Linked DNA regions of Homo sapiens: region 2 is linked to region 1. A link is an interaction called in ENCODE POLR2A ChIA-PET data of the cell type or tissue named here. Cell type or tissue: HepG2. All regions are shown on one strand. Links, peaks and the distances in the headings refer to the core of each region. The heading gives the core; the rest is flanking DNA. Region 1 holds the start of LOC107985480 (a long non-coding RNA gene). Region 2 has its middle 12 kb from the start of LINC01700.

Region 1 (15,350 bases), core at 4,750-12,749:
ATTTCTCTGTTTTAAGCTAACTTGTTACCAGAGCCCCAGGAAACAAGTCCAATCTCATCACGAGAAGTGACCTGGAAGGGAGAGAGAGGGAGGAGGCCGGCGGCAGGGAGGGAGCCAAGAGAGGAATGCATTCAAGGAAAGTGGGGCTCTCAGCAGGAGTAAGAAAGTGTGGAGTATATTGAAAAACTCGGGTAAAGGGCAAATGGCTGAATTAGGCTGTAGCTTGGATCTTAGACCTTCTCTCTGTAAAAATGAGAAAAAGGGATTTATCAAATGGCTTCAGCCAGTGGGGGCCGCACGCGTTACATGGTGGTGAGTTCATGTTGAAAGGTTGAGCCCCGTCCCTGGGGATGAGTCACCCTCTGCCATTCATGCAGGAAAGAAATCATTAAAAAAAAGAATAAGAATTTACAAATTCAGGTCAATTACATGTTCATAATGGTGTGAGGTGTCAGAGGCTGGAAAAATGAGAAGAAGCCAGCAGGCTGCCTTTGGCCCTCCTGCTCTAGTTCATTGCTAGTTTCTCATAGCTGGGTCCTCCAGGGCCTCTCAGATTTGAGTCTGATCCAGTCCCTCTTCCTGCATCAGCAAGAAAAAGCTGGCCTTAGCCCGAACAACATGGTGAGACCCCATTTTTACAAAAAATGCAAGAATTAGCCAGGCATGGTGGTGCGTGCCTGTAGTCCTAGCTACTCAGGAAGCTGAGGTGGGAGAATTGCTTGAGCCTGGGAGGTGGAGGTTGCATTGAGCCACTGCACTGCAGCCTGGGCAACAGAGCAAGACCTTGTCTCCAAAAAAAAAAAAAAAAAAAAAAAGCTGGCCTTGCAGACATCAACCTGGAGACCTAAAATACCCCCAGAGCCAGCCCCATGGTCTAGTAGAGACTGGTCTGTCCCCTGGCCGGCCCAGGGTCACTTCCGGGTCCGGAGAGCCCCCTGCTTCCTGTTCACTGTGCATGAGAACCTTCTCTTTCCCTCAGCCCTCATCCTCTGGGTGGGCTTCTGCCTTGGTCTCACTCCTTCAACTCAGGCATCTCCCCTGCCTGGTGTCCTTATTCCCCTCCTCGACCAGAGATGTGCCATTGACCTGCCATCCAAGACAGTCCCACACAGTGACCACCCGCCTATTTCCTGTGTGTGAACCACACAGGGGCTTCCTTCCAAGCTCATCTGTTGGTGTGTGGGAGTGTTAATGTGGACCTCAGGTGCTGCCCTGCACATGATCAATCCCAGACCATGGGGAAGAGGCGTGGTGGCAGCAGGGCAGCCAGCCATGTGACCACAGGAGCATTAAAGGCAAGTGACGAGGCTGGCTCAGGCCAGCGAGTTATTAGCAGAGATGGAGAAAAGGGCTTCTCGTCCCAGGAACCGGTACCACCACCCACCGGTTGCTCAGCAAAAGACCTGGAGTTGTCCTGGATTTCTCTTCTTCCTTTACTCCCATAAACCATCAGCAAATGCCGTGGACTCTGCTTCCAGAACACATCTCAAGCACAGTCTCTTCTCTAGTGCCCTGGTCATCACCACCATGCAAGAGCCTCCCAGCTCTCCTCTGTTCTACCTCCTAGAATCCACCCTGCACACAGCAGCCAATGTAGCCTTTGGAGAAGTTAATCCTATGACGCCACCTCTCTCCTCAAAATTCCCAGAAGGTTTCTCACCCTGCAGAGAAGAGAATCCAAAACTCCTCACCATGCCCTCTGTGACCTGGTCCCCACCCCCTTCCTCATTCTCCTCTTTGCTGGTCACACTCCAGTGTACCTGCCTGGGTCTGTTCCTGGAAAACTCCCGTTGCTGCCCCCTGGGGACTTTGCACTCGCTGCTCCCTGGCGTTCTTTCCACCTGGCTCTCAAGCCTGGCTCCTTTTCATCATCTGAGGCAAATGGGCAAATGTCACTGGCTCAGGGCAGTTCTTGCCGATCCCAAGCGGAAAGAGCCTTACTTTCATGTCACTATCACATCCTGCCAATAATGCGCTCCCAGCATTATCTCTCCAAAAATGATTTTGTTGCTTTATCTGTTTTTTTTTTGTCTTTTGTTTTTGTTTTTGTTTTTTTGAGACAGTCTTTCTCTCCTCCCCAGGCTGGAGGGCAGTAGTATAATCTCGGCTCACTGCAACCTCCGCCTCCCAGGTTCAAGCGATTCTCCTGCCTCAGCCTCCCAAGTAGCTAGGATTACAGGCACGTGCCACCATGCCCAGCTAATTTTTGTATTTTTAGTAGAGACGGGGTTTTGCGTTGTTGGCCAGGCTGGTCTTGAACTCCTGACCTCAGGTGATCCACCTGCCTCGGTCTGTTGTATTTCATTGTCTTTCTCCACATACGAAAGCGCAGGGTCAGTGAGAACCGGACCCTTTTCACCTGTGGTGTCCCAGCACCTTCCTGAGTGCCTGGCGTCCTCTGGGTGTTGATGAATATGCTTTCACTGAATGAACAGATGGGGGAGGAATGAATGAGTCTGTGTAGGTTCAGTGTATCATTCCAGCCTCTCCAGATCTTTATGACCCTCGAGTTTGTTATCCAAGGTCTCTTCTATTAGTAACTGCTTTGGCCCACATATAACCCTGATAAGCAAGTCATTGAACAAACAGTGACTGAGGCCAAGCCCGTAGTATGTCACTAGGACTCTCCCTCTGCATTGACATCACCTAGGGGTGGTGAGCTCTTTTTGTCTAATTACCCATGAAGATGTAAGACATTGCGCCAAATGTCCTACTGAAGAATAAATAACAGCTGCCACAGCCTCCTAGCTGCTTCGCCAGCAAACCTGATACAACTTGTTTCCACGAGGTCCGAATGACCCTGAGGCCTTCATTTGGTGGAGTGTTTCCCCTCACTCCTGCTGGAGCATCTGTGTCCGCCACTGCCAGCTGCAGGCTCAGGCCCATGTGGCCTCCGTCCCTGGGCTGGTGTATGCTGTGGATACCTCACAGGTGTTCTTCATGCCACAAGTCAACACAGAGCCTGTAGGCAGAGGAAGTGTGGCTCCGAGAGTGGTTGGTTCAGCGATACAGTCACTTGAAATACAACAAAAGCAAGTTGTTCTGCCCCTCGCGTAGAATAACACATGAAAATAACATCAGTAACAGGAGGCCACACATACAGGGGCTTAAATGAAATAGAGGTTTGGCCAGGTGCAGTGGCTCACTCCTGTGTAATCCCAGCACTTTGGGAAGCCAGGGCAGATGCATTACTTGAGGTCAGGAGTTTGAGACCAGCCTGGGCAACCTGGCAAAACCCTGGCTCTACTAAAATTACAAAATTTAGCAAGATGTGGTGGCGGGCACCTATAATCCCAGCAACTTGGGAGGCTGAGGCATGAGAATTACTTGAAGCTGGGAGGTGGATGTTGCAGTGAGCCAAGATTGTGCCACTGCACTCCAGCCTGGGTTACAGAGCAAGACCCTGTCTCGAAGGAAAAAAAAAAAAAAGAAATAGAGGTTTATTATTCACTCCCATAACACTTGGGGAAGGTGACCCTAGGCTGGTTTGTTGGCTTGGTGATGTTGTGGTAGTTTTGGGACTTAGGATCCTCCCACCTTGCTGTGTCCTCATTCTCCTGGTTGAAGATGTCTCCCTACCACATTTGCATTCCTCCCTAGGAAAGGAGGAAAGAGAAGCAGAGGCTCATCTTCCTAAGGGCACTAATCAGAATTGCACATGGCAGGCCCATTGGTCTGGATTTTGTCACGTGATATCATCTAGTTGCAAAGGAGGCTGGGAAATTTAGTCTTTGGCTGGATGAGCCTGTGCTGAGAATGGGTGCCTGTAGGACGAGCAGAAGGCCCATCCCTGTCCATCTCTGAGGTACACCCCTTCCTCCTGGGTGACCTTCCAGTCAACCAGGGACAATCCTCAGGCTCCCCTATCTCTTGTCCACTTTTAATGAATCTGGAATGGGGGTCTGCGGATTCTAGCTTTGGGATTTCTTTGATAATCAGTCTCTTCTTTCTCTTCTCCCTGACTGCAAAGGAGCAGGCACCATAGCATCTGGCAGTTACTTTTCAGATACCCTCCCTCTGTTATCTTTCTTTCAGTCAATACTATGCCAGGCAGCCAGATGTGCTCCCCAACACTGGCACACCTCGTTTTACTGTGCTTTACCTTATCGTACTTTACAGATACCATGTTCTTTATAAACTGAAGGTTGTGGTATACAGCAGGTCCACTGGTGCCATGTCTCCAAAGGCATGGGCTCACTTCCTATCTCTGTGTCCCATTTTGGTAATTTTCACAATGTTTTTTTATTATTTATTTGCACAAATTTATTATTATTCTATCTGTTGTGGTGGTCTGTGGTCAGTGGTCCTTGATATTATTATTATAATCGTTTTGGGGAACCACAAACTGTACCCACAGAAAACAGTGAACGGAATCAATAAATGTGTATGTATTCTGACTGCTCCACTGGCTGGGCATTTCCCTGTCTCTCTCCCTCTCCTTGGACCTCCTTATTCCTTGAGGCACAACAATATTGAAATTAGGCCAGTTAATAAGCCTGCAGTGGCCTCCAAGTGTTCAAGTGAAAGAAAGGGTCACACGTATCCCACTTTAAATAAAAAACTAGAAATGATTAAGCTGAGTGAGGAAGACATGTCAAAACCAAGATAGGCCAAAAGCCAGGCCTCTTGTGCCAAATAGCCAAGTTGTGGATGCAAAGAGAAAGTTCTTCAAGTAAATTAAAAATGCTACTCCAGCAAACACATGAATGGTAAGAAAGTGAAACAGCCTTATGCTGACGCGGAGAGTTTGAGTGGTCTGGATAGAACACCAAACCAGCCACAACATTCCCTTAAGCCAGAGCCTAATCCAGAGCAAGGCCCTAACTCTCTTCAATTCTGTGATGCCTGAGAGGTATGAGGAAGCTGCATAAGCAGAGATTGGTTCATGACATTTAAAAAAAGAAGTCATCTCGAGAATGTAAAAGTGCAGGGTGAAGCAGCAAATGCTGATGGAGAAGCTGCGGCAAGTTATCCTGAAGATCTAGCTAAGATCATTGATGAAGGTGACTACACTAAATCACAGATTTTCAGTGTAGATGAAACAACCTTGTATTAGAAGATACTACCTAAGATTTTCATAGCTAGAGAGGAGAAGTCAATGTCTGACTTCAAAAATTTAAAGGACAGGCTTACTCTCTTGGTGGGGCTGGTGCTGCTGGTAACTAAGTTGAAGCCAATGCTCACTGACCATTTTGAAAATCTTAAGGGCCCTTAAGAATTATGCTAAATCCATTCTGCCTGTTCTCTAGAAATGGAACAAGGCCTCGCTGACAGCACATCTGTTTATAGTATGGTTTACTAAATATCTTAAACCCCCTGTTGAAAACTACTGCTTAGAAAAAACTATTCCTTTCAAAATATTATCGTTCAATATTAACAATGCACTTAGTTACCCAAGAGCTCTGATGGAGATTTACAAGGAGATAAATGCTGTTTTCATGTATGCTAATATAACATCCATTCTGCAGTCCACAGATAGAGGGGATAATTTTGACTTTCAAGTCTTATTTAGGAAATACATTTTATAAGGCTATAGCTGCCATAGAGAGTAGTTCCTCTGATGGAACTGGGCAAAGTAAATTGAAAACTTTCTGGAAAAGATTCTCATTCTAGATGTCGTTAAGAACATTCATGATTCATGGTAGGAAGTGAAAATATCAACAATAACAGGAGTTTGGAAGAAGTGGATTCTAACCCTCAGGGATGACTTTGAGAGGCTCAAGACTTCAGTGGAGGAAATAACTGCAGATGTGGTAAAAAAAAAAAAGCAACAAAACTAGAATTAGAAGTGGAGCCGGAAGACGTGACTGAATTGCTGCAATCTCATGATAAAACTTTCACACACAAGGAGTTGTTTATTATGAATAAGCAAAGAGAGTGGTTTCTTGAGATGGAATCTACTCCTGCTGAAGATGCTCTGAACTTTGTTGAAACGACAACAAAGGATTTAGAATATTGCATAAATAGTTGATAAAGCAGTGGCAGAGTTTGAGAAGATTGACTCCAATTTTGAAAGACGTTCTGTAGGTAAAATGCCATCAAACAGTATTGCATGCTAGAGAAATCTTTCATGAAGGGAAAAGCCAATGAATGCAGCAAACTTCACTGTTGTCTCAGTTCAAGAAATTGCCACAGCCACCCTGATTGGTCAGCAGCCATCCACATCCAGAAAGACCACCCACCAACAAGAAGATTATGACTTGACAAAGACTTAGATGATTATTAGCACTTTCTAGCAATAAAGTATTTTTAAATTAAGGTATGTACATTGTTTTTTAGACATAATGCTATTGCACACTAGATAGACTACAATATAGTGTGAATATAACTTTTATATGAACCGAGAAACCTGAAATATTTATATGACTTTATTGCGATAATTGCTTTATTGCTGCAGTGTGGAACTGAGCCTGCAATATCTCCGAAGTACACCTGTACGTTCCTTAATGTTATTCTCTGCCTAAAAACACTCAATGCCTCTGCACTGCTCTTAAAATGAAATCCAAACAGATGGGATGACTTTCATCTGTGCTCTCAGCCTCTTCTTCCAATATTCCCCTCCGCATCACTCTCCCAGAAGCCCCAAGATCCAGCCAAGGGAAAGGCAAGAGAGTGTGCAGAAAAGAAAACATATGTCCATTGCAATTTATTGGATATCCACTGAGGGCAAGGCCTGCTATGTACACAATTCTACGGTCATGTCTGCGTTCTCTGAACTGACTCCTGGGTCTTATCTCCTGGGCGATAACGGTCAATTTTGCTTGACTGTTTCTCCCTCGTGATTCTACACTTCAGGTCTCAGAAGAATTCCCTTTCGCCAAGGCCTTGAGTATTGAGGGTGAAGGAAGCACTGAGACCTCTTAGAGGAGTCACCAGGAGGCTGATGGGAGAGACTGAGATTGAAACGAGCTCCACAAACTCAGGTGGCTGAGCATAGAACTCCCTTTTCACTCCCAGAGATGTCCAGAAGCAGCAGCAAGGCCTGGGTTGTGCTCCTGGCTACTTAAACCTGAGCTTTTCAGGACTAAAAGCCATAGGCAGCCACAAAGAGCACACCTGCTATGGATGGCTGGCGACACTCTGGTCTGGTGAATGGGCCTCACCTGTGCCACCAGGATTGAACCTGGAAGCCCCTCAACCAATCCTGATGTCCATGTCTGTTCACAGACCCCGAGACCCTTGAAGGACGTGTTGGTTCTCTTGTGGGAGGACCTCACTTCCAGCAGCCATGTGCATCTGAGCCTTCCAGCCAACCTCCTACAAAGGGAGGTCATTTATTTATGAGGTCATTTATCAGGAACTTATGCACTGGGGAATGAGTGTTCCTCAAACTTTTAGGGATCAACTGGACACAGATTCTCTGCTAACACCAATTGCGGGGCACTCAGTTACCCTGAAGCTCTGTTGGAGCAGAAGGGGCTGCCTTAAAGGGTCAGATAACAGAGTCATGTGACAACAGAAGCTGTGATGGAGCCCTGACTTTGCCACCTACCACGTGATCCTGTGCAGAGCTTCCTTTCTCCTGTCTCCATCTCTTCTATCACACCGAGGTGGTACACCTTGCTCTGTCCATTATACAGACACTGAAAGAACTTGCCCTCTCCCCTCCCTTCTCCTCCCTCCCATCCAAAAACAAGTGCCTGCTAAGGGCCAGGCCCAGTTCTAGGCAGCCTGGGATGCACTGATGAACATCATGGACAAATATCTCAGTCCTCATGGAGTTTATATGGGAGGGGAACACACATGGTAAACAATAAGCATAATTAATAAGTCAGGTACATAGGAACTGAAATGGCAGTAAGTACGAGATGGCTAAAAAGAGAGAAAACTGAACAAGGCAAGGGAGATCCAAATTCCAGAAAGTCCAAGGACCCTTCAAGATGATGGTTGTCAAAGTTTTTGGTTAGTGGTTATCAAACTTTTGGTCTCTGGATCCCTTTACACTCTTAAAAAGTTTTGAGGATCCCCAAAAGCCCTTGTGTATGTGATTTTACCAATTTTTGCCATATTAGAAATCAAAACTAAAAAACACTTAAAATATGTATTTAAAAGTAACAACAATAAACCTTTTACATAAAATCATGAGTAACATTTTTCAATGAAAAGTGACATATTCTAAAGCAAGAACAAAATAATTAATGGGAAGCATGGCATTGTTGTACATTTCTGCAAATGTTCTTCATTTCTGGTTTAATAGAAGGCAGCTGGCTTCTCCTATCCACCTCTGGATTCCATCCATTGTAGCATCACGTGTCAGGAAGCCTTTAGAAGATTCCATTGTTCAAGCATGAGAGAGTGAGAGTGAAAAAGGCAAACCATACTTGTGAAAGTAGTTTTGACCTCACAGATCCCCAGAAAGAGGCTCAGGGACCCCCGAGGGCCTCTGGACCACACATTGAGAACCATGGCTCTGGTGTGTTCCAGTCTCCTCGTCCTTTCAGATGAGACACTGTGGTCCTGAGTGGACAGTGAGTTCTGAGTTCTTACAGTTGGTCAGCAGCACAGACTGAGACCAGACCCACGACTTCCTACCTTAGCCAAGATTCTCTCCTCAGCTTGATGTGTGTTTGTTGCTTTATTATTTCAACACAAATCACATGTGCAGGTATTTAACTCTGCTTATAATGAAGGAGCAATTTTTAAAAGAAGAAAGGTACAAGCTCAGTGGCCATGGTGCGGCCACAGATAAGTCTTGCTGGCCTGCAAAGCCCGGCTGTTAACTGGCGTGTCTACGCCCCCATCCATCTCACTGGGCAGGGGCTTGCACAATGCTCCTTTGTGCTTTCTGAAAGGCCTGTGTGTTTCAGGTGTAGCCTTGTGTACTGTGAGAAGAGTCATTACAATAACAGTAAATATTCCTCTTTGATGAATGGAACGAAGGTGGTTTAAACTGAAGCTGCATCTTGACGGGAGGAGGGGAGGCAGTGAGCCGTGCAGGCCAGCCAGTCACACTTGGAAGAGCATCCACCCTTCTGCATGAGTGTCTTTGACTCACCTTGACCTTCAGTGCCGGGGTTGCCAGTTGAGTCTATGTTCTGGGAGGCATTGGTTGCCTTAGTCGTGAGCCAGCTAATGTGAGTGGGTCGGCTCTTCTGTTAGATGGAACTACAAATGGAAGCTACCAACTTTTAGTTTCTATTCCAAAAAAGGGCTGGCCCTTGGAGTGAGGGTGGCCTGAACAAACCGTGCCTTCCCTGAGCTCTCCAGGTGGTGTAGGCATGAGTCATTTAGATGTTATCAGGCGGGAGAAAGTCCTGAAAGGGACGCCAGTGAGTCACTGTGCCGGGCAAAGACTGGTGAGACACACAGAAACGAAGTCCAAAAAATCAATATGGTGCGCCTCCCCCAGGGGCCCAGAGGGGATTGTGCAAGCCACGATTCCACCTCCAGGAGGGGAGGGCTGGGCCGGGTGGGGGTGGGTGGGGGCAGATGGCTGCAGCCAGCCCTGGGAGCATGGAATCTGTGGGGATCTCTAAGCCGGAGCCCCAGCACCTGTCGCCTTAGCCTACTATTAACATGCCAATCTTTCACGGTGGTCTTCCTTTTAACATTTAAAAATGTAAAACCAGGTGCATGGGACAGGCTTGAGGGTCTTCTGGAATGGAGGAAAGGAACTGAGCTTTGCGAGAGAAGGCCAACAGGCTGCTCCTGGAACCAGGAAGGCCAGCTCCGGAGAGTTTAAAATTTATCCTTTTAATAGACAGCTCTAACTGAGAACCTATTTTTAAAAATTTTAGTTCCTCAATTTTTTTCAGATAATTTTGACGTCATAAAATAATTTGGTTGATAGAGTTTTTATGGCGGTTGTAAATGTGAATTATTACATACTTACCATGTTTATTGAGACTCTGGACTAAGTTTAAGAGAACTTTCATGTATTCAATACCGTACAGTTAGAAATTCATTTTCATGTTTCTTCTTTTCAAATGTTCAACTCTTTAATTGATCTTATTGATAAAACAGCGCTACAATTAAAAATAGGTGGCAAAAATCTTATGCTATAAATACTGTCTCATGTTAGGGCTTAATACTAATGCGAACTTAGACAAGTTGTCATTTTAAAATCCAAAAAAATATATAGACGAGAATTAGGGTATGTAAATTCCTTTACACCATACTTAATGCTGTTAGTAAATAAATCATTTAAAGAACCATATACATATTTCTCTTGAATTAACACTTGAATGCCCTTATCTCTCTCACAATAAGAATTTGCCATTCTTATTAGAAACATTCACTATCTGGTATAGAGATGTTAAGCTCTCTGTACTGGTTGGTAAGGGGGTGATGGTGCAAGGGAGTTTAGATGAAAAGCTTGGCTTTTATTTGTGTCTGACCAAGCTAGGGCCTTTCTTATCATGTATCATAAGAACCTGGATCCCTTGCTCCACCTACCATATTCATAAGAACATTCTAGATCTACCCAAATCAGGAGCATGCATTTTCTCTCTGTGGTGTCAAATGGGGACTGAGAAAGTACAGGCTTTTTAATGATCCGCACTCCTGGCTCCCCTTCACGTGGGTTCATTCAGCAGGTACGAGGTGCTCAGCAAATGTTTCTGAATGACTGCCAGCATCCAGAAACAGACTGCAGAAGGAAAAATAAGGTTTATTATAATGCCATTGCACCATGAATTTTAAAATAAAATTTCCAACTTGACAGACAACATTTAAACAAATTTTGTGGCCACTTTGTGGTAGTCTCGGACTTGTCAGGCCACACAGAAATTTCAGAAAAAAAAATTTAAAAAGTCAGTCAAGATACAGACACAGAGGCCAGAGCTCAGCAGTGTTCCCCTCTATTTCAGCCGAGGCCCTCACAGAAAAACATTTTGTAAGCTGCCCCCACTGACCCCCAGCCCAGAATCTGCAGCGCCCCTGCCTGGAGGGCCAAGAGGATATTATGCCCATAGCTTTTGTCCAAAACTGCCAAAGCTGGGATTAGAAACCAACAAAAACTTAATGTTAGGATGTAATCTTAAAAGACATAGTTGGCCAAAAAATGCAGCCACATTTGGACTGATAAACAGCACGCAGACCCATTATTTATTTATTATTTAATTTTGCAACTGGATATTTTAGTTTGTGTTACACTAGGGCATAATTCAATGCAACAGCAACCCATAGAATTAAAAGCTCATGCTATACAAAAAGTAAGTTTTGTTTTGGGTGTATTTTGACAGGCAGCCTAGCAGCATTGATCAAATTATGGCTCTGCTGTTCACAAGCTGTGTGACCTTGGGTGAGCTACTGACTCTCTCTGGGCCTCGGCTGTAATGTGGGGGCCACAGCACCTACCCCAGTTGTGTTGTGAGGATCATTAAGCCTCCTGACAATCTCTCTCTCTCTCTGTCTCTCAATCATCTGTCAATCACACAGGCTACAGACCAGGCCACATACACAATGCATCAGCACAATCTATGCTGGGAAAACAAATGCTGTCATTGACCACACTGCATCCATAAAGGATCAATTTGGTGTTTTTATGTAAAGTAAGATTGTTTTCTCCTCTAATTTGAGAATCTGTTAGAGTGATGGAAGTTTGAGAATCTAGAAACACAAAGTAAAAATGAAAAACAGTCGAAGCAGAAGATATAATTTCCTTGTTTCTGCGCTGCCCCACTGCTGTGTAGCGAAATAGAAATGACTTTTTAAAGTTCAGTTTAATACATCAGACAATCACAACCTATTATAGCAAGTGGGGGCTTACTGCCCCTAGACTGGGTAGCCAACTGAGGCATACAACGGCTTCTTATCTCCTAAAATGGAACTCAGTAGGTCAAACCTCCTTGTTGGGTTGTGGGGAGGATTAATGAGACAATGTTTGCTCAGAGAGGGCAGCAAAGTCTGTTTCTACCTTCTCCAAAGGGCTTCTTTATGTTATGTAAATAGAGACTGTTTTTTGTTGTTGTTTGTTTTAAGACAGGGTCTCCCTTTGCCACCCAGGCTGGAGTTCAGTCGTATGAACATGGCTCACTACAGCCTTGACCTCCCAGGCTCAAGCCATCCTCTTACCTCAACCTCCCGAGAAGCTGGGACTACAGGTGCATGCCACTATGCCAGGCTAATTTTTGTATTTTTTTAGAGGTGGGGTTTGCCATGTTGCCCAGGCTGCTCTTGAACTCCCGGGCTCAAGCGATTTGTTTGCCTCAGGCTCCCAAAGTGCTGGGGTTGAAGGTGTGAGCTACTGCACTTGGGCAATTGTTAATATTTTGATTTACATAGAAACCAATGATTGGTTAACAGTGACTGATTTTCCTGGTAAGCCCAAAGTAAACCATCAGTGAAAAATGAATGGCAGCCTTGAAACCTGCCCTCATGATAAAAACTTGATCAACAGCCTGATTTGAGTTTCTGCCAAACACAAGTGACAGTGTCTGACTCCTATGCTACAGCAAGCTCTGAATGGATCGCCTCTGCCTGCTCTCCTTTGGGTAGTCTTTGTTTATTTCCACACACGTTTAGTTGTTTTGGTTATTTTAACCACCATTTTCACTTGTTTCTTAAACAGTGACTGTAGAATACATCTTCTGGTCAATTTTACCAAGAATATTTTCCAATATCTTACACATACATAAAGGCTAAAACGGAAGCCTCAACCAATTTCAAATGCTTGATACATGACAGACCACATTCTGTAGTCGCCATGCTATTAAATTAGAAACCCATGTGATTGAAGTTTAACAAAGATAATTATGGGCCAGGCGTGGTGGCTTATGCTTTTAATCCCAACACTTTGGGAGGCCGAGGTGGACTGATCATGAGGTCAGGAGTTCGAGACCAGCCTGACCAACATGGGGAAACTTTGTCTCTACTAAAAATACAAAAATTAGCCAGGCGTGGTGGTGCACACCTGTAATCCTAGCTCCTCAGGAGGCTGAGGCAGGAGAATCATTTGAACCCAGGAGGCAGAGATTGTAGTGAGCCGAGATCGCGCCGCTGTACTCCAACCTGGACGACAGAGTGAGAGTCCATCTCGAAAAAGAAAAAGAAAAAGAAAGGTAATTATGAAGAATTCATTAATGTATGGATTAAAGATAATGTATTAGTTTGCTAGGGCTGCCATAACTAACGCCACAGACTGGGTGACTTAAACATTAGACTTATTTTCTCACAGTTCTAGAGGCAAGAGGTCTAAGATTGAGGTGACGACAGGCTTGATTCCTTGCGAGGCCTCCCTCTGGCTTGCAGATGGCTGCCTTCTCACTGTCCTCACATGGGCTTTGTGCCTGTGTGTCTGTGTCAGAAACTCCTCTTCTAATCCAGTCATGCTGGACTAAAGCTCACCCTAACCACCCCATTTTAATTTAATTACCTCTATAAAGGCCCTACCTGCAAAAAGTCATGTTATGAGGTTCTGGGGGATTTCAACATATGAATTTTTGGGGGACACAATTCACTCCAAAAAGAATGATCAGAAATATTTTTCCACTATTCCCATTCAGCAGCAGGAGCTGTGTGCCTTCCAATGATCTGGGAGACCTTTCTGTGTTGCTTCAAGCAACAGACTATGGTGGAATTGTGCTTTGCTAATTTCTAGATTCAATTCCCAGACTGGCCAGTTCCTCTCTCTCTGGGGATCTGAGCTGCTTTGAGTTGGTCCAACCATCCTGAGCCTGCCAAGCTGCAGAGGCCAGAGGTAGCCACTGTCCAGCAGTCTCACTGAGCATGCCATCCAGCCATCTGCACCCAGATGCCAACATGTGAGTGAAAGTCCTTGGACCCTCCAGACCAGCCCATCTACCAGCTGAAGATCACTAGTTCCCTTAGTTAATGTTCAGAAGAGCAGGAGAATCATCCAGCTGAAGCCTGTCCCAATTCATGACCCACAATATCATGAGATAGAATGAAATGATTGTCATTTTAAGCTAATTTTTTTTTTTTGGAATGCAGCAATAGATAATCAAAACAAAAGGTGGAAGAAGAAATCATAATGGACATTAAAATATTTACAACTGAATGATTAGGAAAATACTAAATATGAAAAAGGAGGCTGAGCACGGTGGCTCACGCCTGTAATCCCAGCACTTTGGGAGGCCGAGGTGGGTGGATCATGAGGTCAGGAGATCGAGACCATCCTGGCTAACATGGTGAAACCCATCTCTACTAAAAAATACAAAAAATTAGCCAGGTGTGGTGGCGGGCACCTGTAGTCCCAGCTACTTGGGAGGCTGAGGCAGGAGAATGGCATGAACCTGGGAGGCAGAGGTTGCAGTGAGCCAAGATCACGCCACTGCACTCCTGCCTCCATCTCACAAAAAAAAAAGAAAGAAAGAAAGAAAGAGGACGTGCAGCTAAAGCAGAACTTAGAAGCACATTTATAGCTTGAAATTGTTTATACATATTGGGGAAAAAGGGCAAGGCTGAAAATTAATAAGAAAAGCATCCATCTTAATATGCAAGAAGAAGAACAGAAAAATAAATAAGCTTGAGATCTAGGCCTGCACATCAGATCTTCAAGAAGTCTTCAGGGCTCCTAAAATGACAAACTTTTGGTAGCATGTCAGGGAAAGTCCATACATCTCAATGGGTTCACAACATTTCTGTTTGCTGGTTGCACAGGCTCCTCCAACTTCTCTATATAATTTCCTTAGTTGCTGCCACCACTAGGGCTGTGGTGATGAGGGCTATTGTTTCTCCTTCTTTGTGTGTCTGTGTTTGCATTGTTTGCATTGTTTGTTGCTCTCTCTGCTAAGAGGTGGTGATTCTCTCAATCTAATCATAAAAGTCACAAAGGCAGTCCACGGTGCTGCACACTTTGCCCTGTCTGTGCCTGAGGATGAACTCTCTAACATTGCCTACTCTTGGCCATCATTTTTTACCTGAGTTCCTAGAAGGTCCCAATGACACACCCTGGCACCATTGGTCCTCAAAGCCCATCTACTTCTGGCTGCCTGACTTTGGAGCCATGGCTTCCTACTCTGCTGTCCTTCAGGATTCTCAAGAATCTGGCCCCTGTCCACCCTCATAGTCCTCGATTCTGAATGCACCTGAGCACATCCTACGCTTGCTAGCCTCTACCTCTTGTTGTGCCCTGCGTGCAGCCCTCAGCTCCCACCACTGTCTCTATTTCATGTACACTAACGAGACATCTTGACTGAGTGCAAGGACAGGGGCTGTGAATCAGAATGGCTTGACTGTAAATTCCACTCCACCTCTTATGGGAGTGTCACCTTGGGCACATGATCACACTGATTTCCAATTCCCATATTGCTGTTGAAAAGATGAAAGGAATCATTCCTCAAAAAGTTAAGCACAGACTTATCATATGATCCAGCAGTCTCACTCCCAGTGTGTATACTTAAGAGAAATCAAAATGTGGCTGGGAGTAGTGGCTCGAGGCTGTAATC
Region 2 (15,350 bases), core at 4,424-12,423, 180 kb before region 1:
CATCTGCATGGCTGCCTAGCTCATGGCTGACTGATTGTGGCTGCAAATCCCTACGAGTTCTCCCCATTTGAGGTAGATTAAGTCATTGTTGAGTCTCCTTAGCAAAATACAACGGAACAGACAGACCTGCCAGGGCCTCCTTTCTCCATACGACTTCTGCCTCGATTGGTATTTCTTTGACACTCTATCCCATGGCCAGTGTTGACTCTTATATCACAAATGGAGCCCACACATCGGGTCCTCTCTGAATGTTACATGAGTTCATTCATTTGTGCTTTCGTGCATCTGTTTGCAGATGTCAGCTGTGGTAACTCGGCCTCTTAAGTTCTAGGCTGCATCAAACCCACTCTGCTGGTCATGGGAAGTCCAATTCCTCTGAATTCCTGCTTTGGCTGAGTTGATTCTGTTCAGGGACCATGTCATCACCCGCACACATGCACAATCCCCATTTCTTTCTGTGTCTACTGAGACATGGAGTTCCAGGTCCCTCCATTATAAATACATTCACACAAAGCATTGTGTGTGTGTGCAGATTTGGCCAATGGCTTGGGGAGCTGGAGCATTTATGCTGCAGCAACACCAACAACTTTGGGAAACATATTTCTGTGCTTAAAAGCATCCTTCATGCGCCATTTGCTAGGTTCCAGCCTCCTATCTCTCTTCACGGTTTTCAGCTCTCTGCCCCCTTGTCTCTCCTGCCTCTCTACTTTGCTCTTTTCCTTTTTTCAAATTCTGTTTTTGTTTGTTTGTTTGGTTTCATTTTTTGAGATGGGGTCTCACTCTGTTGCCCAGGTTGGAGTGCAGTGGTGTGATCATGGCTCACTGCAGCCCTGAACTCCTGGGGCTCACGTGATCCTCCCACCTCATCCTCCCAAGTAGCTGGGACCACAGGTGCATACCACCGAGCCCAGCTAATTTTTGTATTTTTTGTATAAATGGGGTTTTGTCATGTTGCCCACGCTGATCTTGAACTTCTGGGCTCAAGTGATCCTCCCACCTAGGCCTTTCAACATGCTGGGTTTACAGGCATGAGCCACTGTGCCGGGCCCCTTTCTCAAATTCTTTTTTTTTTTTTTTTTTTTTTTTTTGAGACGGAGTCTCGCTCTGTCGCCCAGGCCGGACTGCGGACTGCAGTGGCGCAATCTCGGCTCACTGCAAGCTCCGCTTCCCGGGTTCACGCCATTCTCCTGCCTCAGCCTCCCCAGTAGCTGGGACTACAGGCGCCCGCCACCGCGCCCGGCTAATTTTTTGTATTTTTAGTAGAGACGGGGTTTCACCGTGTTAGCCAGGATGGTCTCGATCTCCTGACCTCATGATCCACCCGCCTCGGCCTCCCAAAGTGCTGGGACTACAGGCGTGAGCCACCGCGCCCGGCCTCAAATTCTTAAGATAATTCCTAATGCCACAATTCAGTGATTTCTTTTACACTGATCCATATCCTCATATTCTTAATTTCCACCCCAAGCAGCTGTATTGAGATATTTTGGAAAACAGCAACAGGTGCTTCCCTAAAAGGTATTCTAATGTCAAGATAATACATTTTTAGAAATGCATACAAGATGGGTTGGCGGTACGATGGGAATTTAAAATCATAGATATTTATCTTGCTAATACTTGTGAAGCATCCACTCTTAGGGGTGGGAAGATGACCAGGCCAATGCTCTGTGCTCAAGGTGCCTTCCGTCTCATAAGAGAGACAGTACTCAATGACGGGACTGGTGTGTATCCAATGTGCCAAGATGGGGATGGAGCGGGGGCATCCAAAGATTCAGTCAGGGTGTCAGGGAAACCTCTGTTAGAGGAAAGAGCCTTTCGCTAGACCTAACAGAGGTTGCAAACATAGAAACGGAGAGTAGGGAAGGGAGAGGGCCCCCAGGTGGAGTTCACGGTCATCAGAGCCTTGGAGGCAATGCCATAGACAGATATCAGAAGGTAGCGGATTCTGGGAATGGAAAGAATAGAGACATTTGCAGTTTCTGGTCTGGCATGTGAAGAGCTTGGACGTCATCACTCCTATCCACACAGTAAGAAAAGAGCCTGACAAACCCCAAAGCAGCAATTCTTAGATCTGTCAGGGAGTTGAGGTCACAGGGCAAACCACTGACCCCGAAATTGGAAAGGCAGACAGGCAAATGCAGAATATCACAACTTACAGGAGCAGAAGCCTCTGTGGGAAGCAGTATTGGGTTCCATTTTCCCAGTGCAACATATCTGGTTTTGAATAAAAAATTACAAGGGTTACTAAGAGAAAAAAAAAAGGAGTTAGAAGAGACAGAGCAAGCATCAGAATCTGACTCAGATGTGACAGAGAGGTTGGAGTGATCAGATGGGGAGTTTCAAATAACCATCATTACCTGGCTAAGGGTTCTGATGGACAAAGTAAAAGGGGTGGGAAGCCCTGAAGACAAGGCTGGGGCATAAAATGCAGGCTGGGGCCCTGCGGAGGGACATGAGTGCAGGTGCGTGGAAACACACCTGTTCCTGCCTCACACCTCTCTGGGGAGGCTGTGCTCACCATTCCCAGCAAGACAACCTCCTCTTCTCTGTCCTCACACCCTGTTGGAGACTGGCTGGGTCTGGACCCTTCTAAGCCACTGATCTCTCTATGGGTTCCTCTCCCAGCAGCCCCAACACTCAGGTTAACAAGGACAATACCACCAACAATGTGGCAAGGGCCTACTGGGCTTGCCTTTGTGTAAGGGCAGGATTTTGCTGGAGTCCAGCTTCCTGGAGTTAAGGGCAGAAAAGGGGGCTTGACCAAGGTCACAGCATGACAAAAGCAATGACTTCTTATTGTTTTAGCAGACAGATGTGAGAACACATCATCCTTCCTTCTTCCTTCCTTCCTTCCTTCAATCACTTAGCGCTTACCGACAGGCTATGCTGATGTAAGCTGCTCACTCTCTTAGCAGCCGTGATGAGAACTGCCCATCAATAAAGGCAATATTAGGAAGATGGTGGCTGGGCCCATAAGGGGGTATAGATGGGTGCTGTGGGGAGATTAGAGGGCTCCGTGGGAAGAGAGGGCAGGTGGGCCTTGGGTAGGGCCATCAAGGGTAGGCCTTGCAGGAAGGCCGGTTCTCTCTTCTTGGAGGGGATGTTGGTTTTGCCTTCCCAAACCTCTTGCCCTCCTTTCTGATGTCAGACCTTGCCACCCCTGACCACGGGGGTAGGTGGCATAAGCCAGTTGGCCATTGTTAGTGACGTGGATTCAGGCACAGCGACATCACCAGACACAAAGGAAAGCAATCAGCCATGATGCTTGCGATTTCTCCTCTCAGATTCTCTCTGATTCAACCTTCTGCACTGACATTACAACACAGGATTAAATAGACCCCTCATCTTTGAAGTGGGAGCTTTTCAAATCCAGCCCACAAACACTTCTGCATGCCCACCACCCTGCATAAGGCAGTGGGCTGGGTCCCTATGCATGAGGTTTTGGTCATCCACAAAAAAGTGAAGGGGGTGCTTGACACCGCTATCACTTCCATTAGACATAAGAGTTCAGTTTCTATTAGAAGAAAGTTAGAGTCAAAACAAACATGCCCTTGCAAAGGTGTAAGCCCAGACCCTGACACACAGAATGTCCTCAAAGGGTGATGAATGTCAGCACTTCGAGGTGGACCCACAGTGTGGGCATCACAGGGTGGGGCTGGGTGGGGGCCTCAGGTGGAGAGACTGCATGGTGAGCCCAGAAAGCAGCTTTGGGTTCGGTGCGCACACGAGCCCATGTAGCAGGTGCAGGAGGCTTCGCTCCATTTATAAGTAAGGACACTCCTTGGGCAGGACAGAATCTTTGAGATTTAGCACAGTTTCTTCATTTCTGTTTGCAGACAGGCCTGGGCTGATCTGGATTTTGCTTTACCTGATCCGGGAAAAGACGGTGGCAAAATTGTTGAGACAAATGAATCAGAAATTGGCAGAATAGATGACACAAAAATCCAAGATCAAAGCTCCGATGCTATCACCCTCTGGATGATCCTCCAAGAGAGAGGCATGGAGGACATTACTATGCATTATTTAAGAGATACATGGTTCTGAAATTGACATGGCCTCTTTTGTTCAAACAGAACGAACTTCTCAGAGTCCTCGTCCATCACCAGCCCTAAGTGGGAAATTCCAAGCCTGGACACAGGGTCTGTTTGTTGAATGCTGTGTTCAGGCTTTGTCTTGCCATCCCTGTCTGCATGAATGGAGGTCAAGGCTGATCCCGTATGAAGCCCGCTCTGTGAAGACATCCAGGAGAGCCTTACCTGGTCTCCCAGGAAGTGACAGGAGTTTAGAATGGAGGATAAGTTGCTAGTGTGCTTCCTTTTTGGTTTTGAAAAAGGTGTGTGGCCTGTGTATTGGTCCAGAGCCTGGCCCAGGGCTGCCCAGGGTTGCCACTGTGGCTGTCTGACCTCCTATAGGCCGTGGGACTTTCCTAAACCTCAGTACAATCATCAACCAAAGGTATAGTAACTGTGGCCCTGGCCTATGTCATTGGGTTTTTACTGGAATAAAATAATGCTGGGCTTACTATTTTGTTAGATGGTTGGGGATATTTTTGTCAATAGCTCAGCTTTACTTGTTTTCTCACTAGAGTGACGTCGCGCTTGCGAATGGCCTTGGAGGTGGTATTCTCTGTAAACCAAACAGGAGCTGTAGGACTGAGCCAGTTGTATTTGCACTGTGTTCGCTCCTGGCTGCCTGCGGGTGTCTGGCTTCTGCGAGGCCTGCCCTCCTCTCCACCCAGCCTGAGGTCTGAGGCTGTTAAACCACAACAATTAGAGGGCTAGCTTTATGGGGAGGCTCAGATTGTTCACTCACTTCGCCTGGGTAATTACAGCGAAGTGAAGCTGGCGGTTGACTCTCGTAAGAGTTTGGATTTCCAGAATCAACCGTGGGACTGTCTCCCTGCAGATGTGGACCTTCCTGGAGCCCAGAGGTCCCCCAGACAACCCAGTGCCTCTCGAATGTTCTCTGCTCTGTACCTGACACCACCTCCATGTGGCTTCACGATAGTGGGCTTAAGGATGTCATGATCTGTCCAGGATTCGGAAGATATTTTGATAATCACAAAACACGAATTAGGGTGCCTACAGCTATAGTCCTCAAAGTGGCCACATCCAAGCTAAAATGCTTTCAGGGATAATGAGAACCACCTCTCCTGATTCTCAGTCTTGCTGTCTCAGGGCAGGGGAGACATTGCCATCACGATTCATATGAGATGTCTCAGGTGCCTTCATCCCTTCTCCCAGGGCAATGGTTTTCTATAGAGGCCTTGATAAGGTAACAGGATATCCTGGTTATTTAATAAATTTCATGGAACTTCCCACCACACATTCAAAAGCAAACCAAAGCCACTAAAACACGAGAAATGATGTATGCCATAGGAAAGGCGGCTGTCATGAAGTCCCAGAGAGGCGATTTCTACCAAGAAGGTAGGAAGAGCATTGGGTTTCTTATTATCAGGGGGATGAACCCCCCTTACCCTTGCCCTGTCCCTGACACCTGGGCCGTGAATGAGGTGCGGTCATGGGTGGGCTGAGTTGTAGGAAGGCAGAGAGCTGGGCGGCAGTGTAGGTTCTGAAATTTCCCAAAAGGAGAGACTCGGGGATGCAATCTGGTTGGAAGAAATGATTAAGTTTACTCAACGTGTTGGCAAATTCTTACTTAGCTTTGATAAAAGAAAATTTTCAGCTGAATTAAATTTAAAGGAGTTTAATTGAGCAATGAACGATTCGCAAATCGGGCAGCCCCCAGAGTCACAGCAGAGACTACCATGCAGCCACGTGGTGGAAGAAGATTTATAGACAAAGAAAGGGAAATGATGTACAGAAATTGGAAGTGAGGTACAGGATGGCTGGATTGGTTGCAGTATGGTGTTTGCCTTATTTGAACACAGCTTAAAGACTCAGCAGCATATGAGTGGTTGAAGTACGGCCGCTGGGCTTGGCCAAGACTCAGCTATTGTTCCGGGCGCATACTCCTAAGTTAGGTTTTCAATCTTGTCTACCTATTAAGCTAGGTTGCAGTTCATCCACAAGGACTCAAATATAGAAGTATGGAGCCCTGGCTGGGCGCAGTGGCTCACGCCTGTAATCCTAGCACTTTGGGAGGCCAAGGTGGCTGGATCACCTGAGGTCAGGAGTTCGAGACCAGCTTGGCCAACTTGTGAAACCCTATCTCTACTACAAATACAAAAATTAGCTGGGCGTGGTGGTGTGTGCCTGTAATCCCAGCTACCCGGGAGGCTGAGGCAGTGGAATCACTGGAACCTGGGAGGTGGAGGCTGCAGTGAGCCGAGATTGTGCCACTGGATTCCAGTCTGGGCAACAGGGCAAGTCTCCATCTACAAAAAAAAAAAAAAAAAAAAAAAAAAAAAAGAAGTACGGAGTCCTTCTCAGACCATATTTAGTTCACTTTAACAGCTGTTTTGTTTCAGATTAAATAAATCAGTAAGATGCTTTAATCCACATTTTCATAAGATTGAGAATATCAACTCTTTATCAAACAATGTTATTTTCATCATATCAAGGGGTGGCTTTGAGGTTGCTGATGGAAATGAAGGCGGGAACTAACATGTCTCCCAAGCTTCCTTGGCTGGATAGGGCTGGATAGCTGGAGGTAGCCTGCCACTTCTCTCCTGAAGCTGGTGAATGGCACACCTCAGACAGCTGCCCTTGTGTCTCTTAACCTGTCCCTTTGCAAGGACGCATTGTCAATCACAATCCCTTACTTCCTATGTTTTCTGACCTCCCTCCATACTCCATTAAAGGAGTCTGGATTTTTATCGAAGTTCTGTCACTTGACAGCTGTGGGTGACCTTGAACAAGTCACTGATGCTCTCTAAGCCTCGGGTTCCTTATTTATAAAATGGGAATCAGAATACTTCCTACCTCATAGGGCAATGATCAGATTAAATATGATAATATTTGGAAAGCAGTTGCCACCGTGCCTGGCATATTTAAAATATTCTCACTATTGCTGTCATCATCATCATCACAGCAGCAGTAGTAGTAGGTATTTGTATGTGTTTTTGCAGCAGAGGCTAGAGTCTTGGAGAATCTTTAATATGCTCAGAGTTATTAGAGCATTGCCATCTTTGCTGGAGAAAAGGACTTGTCTTAGCTGTGTTTTGTTATCTAGTTAAGTTCAAAAATGCCCACCTGAGATCTGCGGGGGGGGGGGGGGGGGGCAGTGCACCCTTTTAAACCCTGAGAAATGGAAATTAATTATGACAGCAAAAAGACCACCATCCTAGTCAGAATGAGCTAGGCTTATCGTGCTGTAACAAACAACCCTAAAAATCTCAGTGCCATAATATGCAACAGCTGATTTCTTGCTCACTGCAAGCCCATCATAGGTAGGCAGTGGCGGAGTCTGCGCTCTACCCCGTGCAGGGCCCCTGCCTCCGCTCTCTGGAAGTTTGCTGGTTGCCATAGGGGAGAAGAGTGAGACTGGGGAAAGGCTCAGGAGCGTTTCACTGCCTCAGCCTGGAGGCGCAGGTCAGTTCCGCTTGCATTTCATTGGCCAGTACTGGTCACATGGGCTGAGAATTACAGGTTCCTATCGCTCCAGGAAGGAGCCTGAAACTGGCCGGCTCTGAGTCAGTTCATCCCTAGCGTGTCCGTGTCCGCAAAGGGCACAGCAAAGACCTTAACGCAGCGCCAGAGGCCATGTGGCCAGGGGTTTTGTTTAGAGTAGGAGCTGACAAACATTTTCTTAAGGGGCCAGAGAGTAAATATTTTAGGCTCTGAAGGCCATGTGGTCCCTGACGCAACAACTCAGCTCTAGAAAGGAGCCTAGGCAATGTGTAAATAAATGGACCTGGCTGAGTGCCAATGAAACCTCATTTGCAGAAACAGGTGGGCCCTGCAGTCCCTGGTTTAGAGCAGCCCAGAGCATCTCTTAGAAAACCAAAATCGTATTTTTAATAAAAACATAATATTCCAAGTGATCCCCCTCAATTTGCCAGATGAATAGGGCTGCTGTGACGAGATGAGGATAATGTGAGGGGGTATTCAAATGACCACAGTTACCATCTCAGTGACAGACGTGAACCCAAAAGTATCGGGGACATGTCTCAATCTATTTAGAAAGTTTTATTTTGCCAAGGTTAAGAATGCGCCCGTGACACAGCCTCAGGAGGTCCTGAGGACATGTGCCCAAGATGGTGGGGCACAGCTTGCTTCCATACATTGCAGGGAGACATGAGACATCAATCAATATTTGCGAGATGTACGTTGGTCCTGTCTGAAAGGGTGGGACAACTCGAAGTTGGTGGCGGGGGCAGGGTGACTTCCAGGTCATAAGCACGTGTAAACATTTTCCAATTGGCAATTGGTTGAAAGAGTTACTATCAATAGAAAGGAATGTCTGAGTTACGATGAAAGGTTGTGGAGACCAAGGTTTCATCATGCAGAGGAAGCCTCGAGGTAGCAGGCTTCAGAAACAAGATATTGTACATGTTTCTTGTCAGACTGAAGGTCTGTGTTGATGTTGGGGTGATGAGGCATGTCTGACCCCCACTTCCCGTCCTGGCCTGAACTAGATTTTCAGGTTAACTCTGGAAGGCCCTTGGCCGAGAGGGGGGATCCGTTCAGATAGCTGAGGGGCATTAGAATTTTATTTTTGGTTTATACAGACAACGATGACTAGCTTCTATTCTTGCCCCATAGATTCTTAAAGTACTTCCGTTATTCCAATGCCTTTTTTTTTTTTTTTTTTTTTTTTAGAAAAAGAAGTAAACGATCTCACTGTTTTGGAACTCTGAGTTTCTAATTTGAAACAGCAGAATGGGATATTTAAGAGCAGATGAGAAAAGTTAGCAACTGCTGAGTCTTCTTTAGCATAATTCATTTAACATATAACCTAGGTAGCCCTTATTTTCACATATTTTAAGTGTTCTAGAAACGCCTTTGGAAGCTTCTTCAAGGAGAAGCCAAACTTAGAAATTCCTTTTCTCTCTCTCTTCTTCCATAAATACCCCAAAGCGGCCACTGCACCAAGCGCTGTTCTAGGCATGAGGATGTCGGAAGAGAGGCCCAGTGACAAGGTCGATGTTTCCATGGAGGTCACAATTCAGGCAATAAGTACACAAACAAACGAGTAAACGCAGCACATTTAAATACCTGTGAGTGCAATAGAAAACAGCTCAGTGAGAGTGAGGGTGGTGTAAGAGTGGATGGTGTCCGTGAGGAAAGCAGCATCTGTTTCTAAACGTGAGGCTGCCAGTGTCCACCTGCAGGAAAGGCTGTCCTTCTGGTTAAGTTGAGCAGAACAGGATTTAATGCAGGGTATTAGGTACTTTCAGAATCCCTCAGAAGGCTGGGCCTCCACAGCAGCTCCCCAAATCACACCCCGTGGGCTGCCCGGAGCTGCGCTCACTGCTGCTGTCAGGAAAATCAGGAACCAGTAGCTGGGGTAGTAGCCACTGGCTCAAGAATGTGTGACAGGGCTGGGCGCAGTGGCTCACACCTGTAATCCCAGCACTTTGGGAGGCTGAGGCGGGCAAATCACGAGGTCAAGAGATTGAGATCATCCTGGCCAACATGGTGAAACCCTGTCTCTACTAAAAATACAAAAATTAGCTGGGCGTGGTGGTGCACACCTGTAGTCCCTGCTACTCGGGAGGCTGAGGTAGGAGAATCGCTTGAACCCGGGAGGCAGAGGTTGCAGTGAGCCGAGATCATGCCGCTGCACTCCAACCTGGCGACAGAGCGAGACTCTGTCTCAAAAAAAAAGTGTGACAGGCCAGCACAGTGTCTCATGTCTGTAATCCCAGCACTTTGGGAGGCCGAGATGGGAGGATATGAGGATCACTTGAGCCCAGGAGTTTGAGACCAGCCTGGTCAACATAGTGAGACCCCATCTTTACACACACACACACACACACACACACACACACGAATGTGTTACAGGCTGGATCCAGGGGTCTGGGAGCAGCCTGCCTGTAGCCATGGGAACTGCCTCATGACACTCACAAAACAAAGCCTCTTGACACTGTTGTAGGAACCCCCAGTGCTGCCACAGCTGGGCCACCCAAGAGCACCAGCCAAGAAGCAGCAACACAGCCGCCTGCTTCCACTCACCTCCACCGTCCAAACCCTACGCAAGGGCATTGAGTTGAGTTGGGGGGCCTACTCTTCTAGAGTCCTTGCAAGGGATCAGAAAATATGATGGTAGCTTTCCCAGCATATCAGCTCCCTAGAGCTGCCATAACAGACTGGGCGGCTTAAACAACAGACATTTGTCCTGGCGCAGTGGCTCACACCTGTAATCCCAGCACTTTGGGAGGCCGAGGCGGGTGGATCACGAGGTCAAGAGATTGAGACCATCCTGGCCAATATGGTGAAACCCCCACTCTACTAAAAATACAAAAAAATTAGTTGCGTGTGGTAGCATATGCCTGTAGTCCCAGCTACTCGGAGGCTAAGGCAGGAGAATCACTTGAACCTGGGAGGCAAGAGGTTGCAGTGAGTCGAGATCGTGCCACTACACTTCAGCCTGGTGACAGAGTGAGACTCCATCATCATCATCAACAACAACAACAACAACAACAACAAAACAGACATTTTTTGTCTCATCGTTCTGGAGGCTGGAAGTACAAGACCAAAGTGTCAGCTGGGTTGGTTTTCCTGAGGCTGTGAAGGAGAATCTCTTCCAGGCCTTTTCCCAGCTTCTGCTGGGTTGCTGGCCATCTTTGGTGCTTCTTGGCTTGTAGACACATTGCTCCGATTCCTGCCTTTGTCTTCACAGGGTGTTCTCCCTGTGTGCGTGTCCATGTCTAGGTTTCCCCTTTTTATAAGCACACCAGCATGTTGAATTAAAGCCCACCCTGATGACCTCATCTCAACTAATTACATCTGCAATGACCCCATGTCCAAATACAGTTTCATTCTAAGGTACTTGAGGTTAGGACTTCGGTATGTGAAACCTGGGGGGACATGACATCCAGCTTCCTCAAGGCAGTCATAAGTTGCCTTGGAGGAGGATAGAATGGCTGGTGATCAAAGTCAACACACTCCATCCCAGGCCAAAAAGGTGAGGCCTGGAGGTGGATTCAGCAGATGGAACTGCTGGGGCCAGAGGCCTGAAGAAGACCCAGTATCATATGAAGAACTGAAGAGAAAACTCTGGGCATAGGGAGGATGAACTAAGCAGGTGAGGAGTGAGATGGGGTTGGAGAGGGAGCTAGGGCCATAGGATGAGGGCTGTGAGGCCACTTGAGCCTTGAATTTAACTCCATATGTTCTGGGAAGCCAGTGGGGGCTTCTGAGCTGGAACTGATGGGACTGGGTATACCTTCTGGGGAGGCCACAGGCTGCTGCATGGGCCAGGGGCTACAGGATGCCCAGCAGGAAGTGGGAAGGTTGTTCAGGCAGCTGCTGTAGGTGTCCCCAGGAGAGACTGTGGTGTCTTGGACCAGGGGGAGCAGTAGGGCAGAGAGAGGGGATGGATCTGGGATGTTTTGGTGACAGCTGTTTAGATTTGCAGTGGGTAAGCACACAGGCCCACATAGATATGGTCATTATTGAAGTTGGGCTGATGGCATCTGCAGACACCCTAGAGCTTTTTAGCTGGTGTTTAAATAGTGGGATGACACCCACAGTGCAGGTGGGCAGATTTCTGTCTGATTTCTAGTGACCATACTTCTCAAATCCCAGATCAGGGATCACTCTTGTGAGATGTCTCAGCTTTGTGCTCGCCAAAATGCAGTGGGAGAGGAAGTAATGTTCCCAAAAGCTGCAAATGTGTCACCTGACACAGCAGAAGGGACTTTGCAGACGTGATTGTGTGAAGGATCTTGAGGGGGGAAGATGGTCTTGGGTGATCTGGGTGGGCCCAGTGTAATCACAGGGACTTTATGAGGGGGACTTGGGTGCGTCCAAGTCAGAAAAGGTGATGTGATGATGGAAGGAGGGAGAGAAGGTGGAGAAAACTTGGGTTTTGCTGCTGCCTTTAAAGATGGACGAAGGGGCCATGAGCCAAGGAACGTGGGCAGCCTCTGGAAGCTGGAAAGGCAAAGGAACAATTCACCGTTAAAGCCTCCGGAAGGAACCAGCGCTGCCAACACCATAATTTTAGCCCAGTGAGGCTGATTTTTGAGCTTTCAGCCTCCAGAGCTGTAGGATAGTACATGTTTTTTTTGTTTTTTTTTTTTTGAGATGGAGTCTTGCTCTGTCACCCAGGCTGGAGTGCAGTGGTGCAATCTTGGCTCACTGCAACCTCCGCCTCCTGGGTTCAAGCGATTCTTCTGCCTCAGCCTCCTGAGTAACTGGGACCACAGGAGCGTGCCACCACGCCCGGCTAATTTTTGTATTTTTAATAGAGACGGGGTTTCACCATGTTGGCCAGGCTGGCCTCCAACTCCTGACCTCGTGATCCGCCTACCTTGGCCTCCCAAAGTGCTGGGATCACAGGCGTGAGCCACCACGCCCCGCCATGTGTGGTTTTAAGCTGCTAACTTGTAGTGGTTTGTAGGAAACTAATAAGGGTAGCGAAAAGGGAGATAATACAAGTCAGTTCACCAAGAAACAGTAAAATGAATCGAGAGATTTTGCAGGGGCCCATGTGTTTCTTGCATCTTGGTCAGTGACAGGTGTCATGGAGAATGGTGGGCAGGTGGGGTTGCAACCTCTTCCTGGAAGAACTTCATCGTGAGTTTCCCAGTGAGAGAGAGACAGAGAACTAAGCCAGTCATGCACCGCTGGATGATTTATTGTTTTTTTGTTTTTTCTCTCTAGACAAACAATATAATTATAGAAGCAGGCATGTGTTAGCCTAAGCTCTTGTCAATCACACCCAAGTTATAGTTTCTTCGGCCTGCAAGCTCCATTGCCACTCCTTATTAGAAAGATCATCTGAGCTGTACTCCTAGGCGGGTAGGTGTGAGGCCTTTATGTTTCAGGTATTGTGTTTCTAGTGAACTCTAATCTGCCTTCCCTGCGCGATGGAGAGGTGGAAATGGAGCGAGAAGGGGAAAGGTGGAAGACAATGGGGAAAGTTCTTATTGTCACAACAGGAGGAAACATCAGCTTAGACCTGGCTCATTCTTTGGGATAGAATAACACTGGTAATAGTTGAGTTTAACCTTCAGTATAGTTGAGTTTAAGCCTAGCTCTGCGTGGTTGGAAAAATGTAATGAATTTGCAGTGTATAAACTGGTCCATTGAGTTTTATTTTAAAAATCTTCTTTAAACATATTTAGCAATTAAAAAAATGTATTTGGAATATATCTGTGACCTGTCTGCATACATTTCAGATTGACCGAAAAGGGTCACCCTTCCTGTCAAAGTTTCAAGATTCCTGTTAAATGCTGACATCCTCACTTTTTTTTTCTCTCCAGTTGATTTTTTTCTTAGATAAGCCATTCTCTAGTTGAGAAGGAAGACTCTGTTTTGTCTTCATGTGCAGAATCCCTTGGCCTTTGTTTGTCACTGAGTTGGGCTCTCCTGTCTGAGTGACGAGGCTGTGTCCCTCAGAGGTCCTTGGACCAGAGCCTTGGGCAAATCTGAGCCCACTTAGGCATCAGACAAATGCTGTGGGTTAGGTGTGATTATCAGCATGTAAAGCACATACAACTCTTATTGATCATCACCCAAGGTATTCTGAGAGCCACGAATTTGTTTAATATCACTGGAAACTGTTTTAGAGCAAGCATTTCAACAGACTTGAATTTCCTTTGGAAAGAAAGTGGAGTAATATGGTTTTCTGGAGGGATTTATTGTTCTTGTTGAGATATTTGAAGGCCCACGTCAGGCCTTATACTCTCCAGGAAATTCTCCAGGAAGGTAGTACCCCACAGTAAAGAGCTGTTGGTCCACAGTGAACCCTGAGCTGGGACTTTCTCCACAACTCACCACCTCACTCTCAGCCTCAAGTTACTCGTTAAAGGCCTTCCCTGGCTGTCTGGTTGGGCCACATGCCTTGCTGGTCACTCACATGACATCCTCACTGTCTTATTGCAATTGGAGTGGCGTAAAACAACCATGGATTATCTCACAGTTCTGTAGGCAGAAACCCAGGCGCGGTGGGCTCAGGGTCTTGCATGTCTGGAATCAAGCTCTCAGAAGGGCTTCGTTCTCTTTTGGAGGCTGTATGCATTTCCCGTGCTGCCGTAATAAAGTGCCACAGCTGGGTGGCTTCAAACAACAGACATTTCTTCTCTCCCAGTTCTGGAGGCTAGAAGTCTGAAGCTAAGGTGTGGGCAGGGCCCTGCTCCCTCTGAAGAAGAGTCCCTTCCTTGCCTCTTCCAGCTTCTGGTGGCTCCAGGCATTGCTTGGTTTGTGGCTGCGTCACTCCATTCTCTGCCTTCACATGGCCTTCCCCTCTGTGTCTGTGTCTTCTCTGCTGTCTCTTATAAGGATGCCTGTAATTGACTTTAGGGCCCATTGTGTAATCCAGGGTGACCTCATTTTGAGATCTCAAACTTAGTTACATCTGTAAACTCTCTTTTTCCAAATAAGGTCACAGTCAGAGTCCAAGGGTTAGGACAGGGATGATCTTTTGGGGAGGAACCATTCAACCCACTCCAGCTGCCTTGCTTGGGGTAGCTACTGTTAAAAACTCTCTACTCAAAGCCTCCCAGGGGTTTTACCAAGAAATCTTATCACACTCATTTTAACATGAGTCATGCCTGAAATAACTGCAGTGTAGAAAAGTAGCATCTTGAGAAACATAATAAAGAATTCTGTTCTGTTCTGTTCTGTGGAAAATGGCTCAGGGCAGTGGTGCAAAACCCAGGTTAATCATCTCCGAGGTTAACTCAAGTAGCACCTCCTAGGATGTTTGCTTTGGAAGGGTTTGCATTTGAGGGTTGAGCTTAAATTGCTTCTTCATCTCCGATGATCACTCCATTGCTTGTTTAAAAGGCATCAATACTCAATCAAGTTAGCTGGAATGGGTTGAATTGTGGCCCCCCAAAAAGCTACGCCCACATCCTAACCCTCGGACTCTGTTTGAAGTTTGGGAGTGAGGAAGGAAAACTTTCTTCCATGTTGGGCTGTTGTAATTTCTATTTTTACTCTGATAGGCCCTGTATAATAAGCCCCTGAAAACTTTGAGACTTACCGTTTACTCATTCCTAATCATGATCTGAAAAACAGACTGTCTTTAGAGAACACAAGAATCAGTTTATAATTTGTGCTTCTACACATTGTTCTCCCACCTGGGAGCAAGGGGGCTTGGCCAGCAGACAGGACTGGTGTGTGTACTCATGACAGGCATAGGAGAAGAGGCAGGTGGCAATCCACGGCTCCTGTATCAGCTTGAATCCTCCACCGAGTGTCTCTTCCTGTTGGTAAACAGAGATAACAGCCTAATCCTGGGGCTGCTGGGAATGACACTGCCACAGCTCTGGGCAC

What was found. Peaks named below come from ENCODE experiments on the same cell type or tissue, not always from the same donor. Only the 100,000 strongest peaks of a DNase experiment are listed, where the experiment ranks them.
Region 2: POLR2A ChIA-PET joins it to region 1 with 9 read pairs; 1 of 35 experiments calls an interaction of 5 or more read pairs at or near these places.

The regions. Positions count from the first base shown.
Region 1 is chr21:38,781,595-38,796,944 of GRCh38, reverse strand. It overlaps LOC107985480 (a long non-coding RNA gene), which reads right to left and starts at 12,893. Exons shown (of 3, transcript XR_001755102.2): 1 at 12,854-12,893; 2 at 10,396-10,588; 3 at 7,807-9,293. RefSeq lists enhancers at 8,805-8,894, 8,609-9,808. In HepG2, for the core only: no CTCF peak of the experiment used is centred there; DNase peaks (open chromatin) are centred at 8,264, 8,784, 9,254 and 12,234; H3K4me3 peaks cover 758 bases.
Region 2 is chr21:38,958,417-38,973,766 of GRCh38, reverse strand. No RefSeq gene overlaps it. Among named protein-coding and RNA genes, the nearest start is that of LINC01700, 12 kb to the left of the region's middle. In HepG2, for the core only: no CTCF peak of the experiment used is centred there; DNase peaks (open chromatin) are centred at 4,616, 7,566 and 8,296; H3K4me3 peaks cover 593 bases.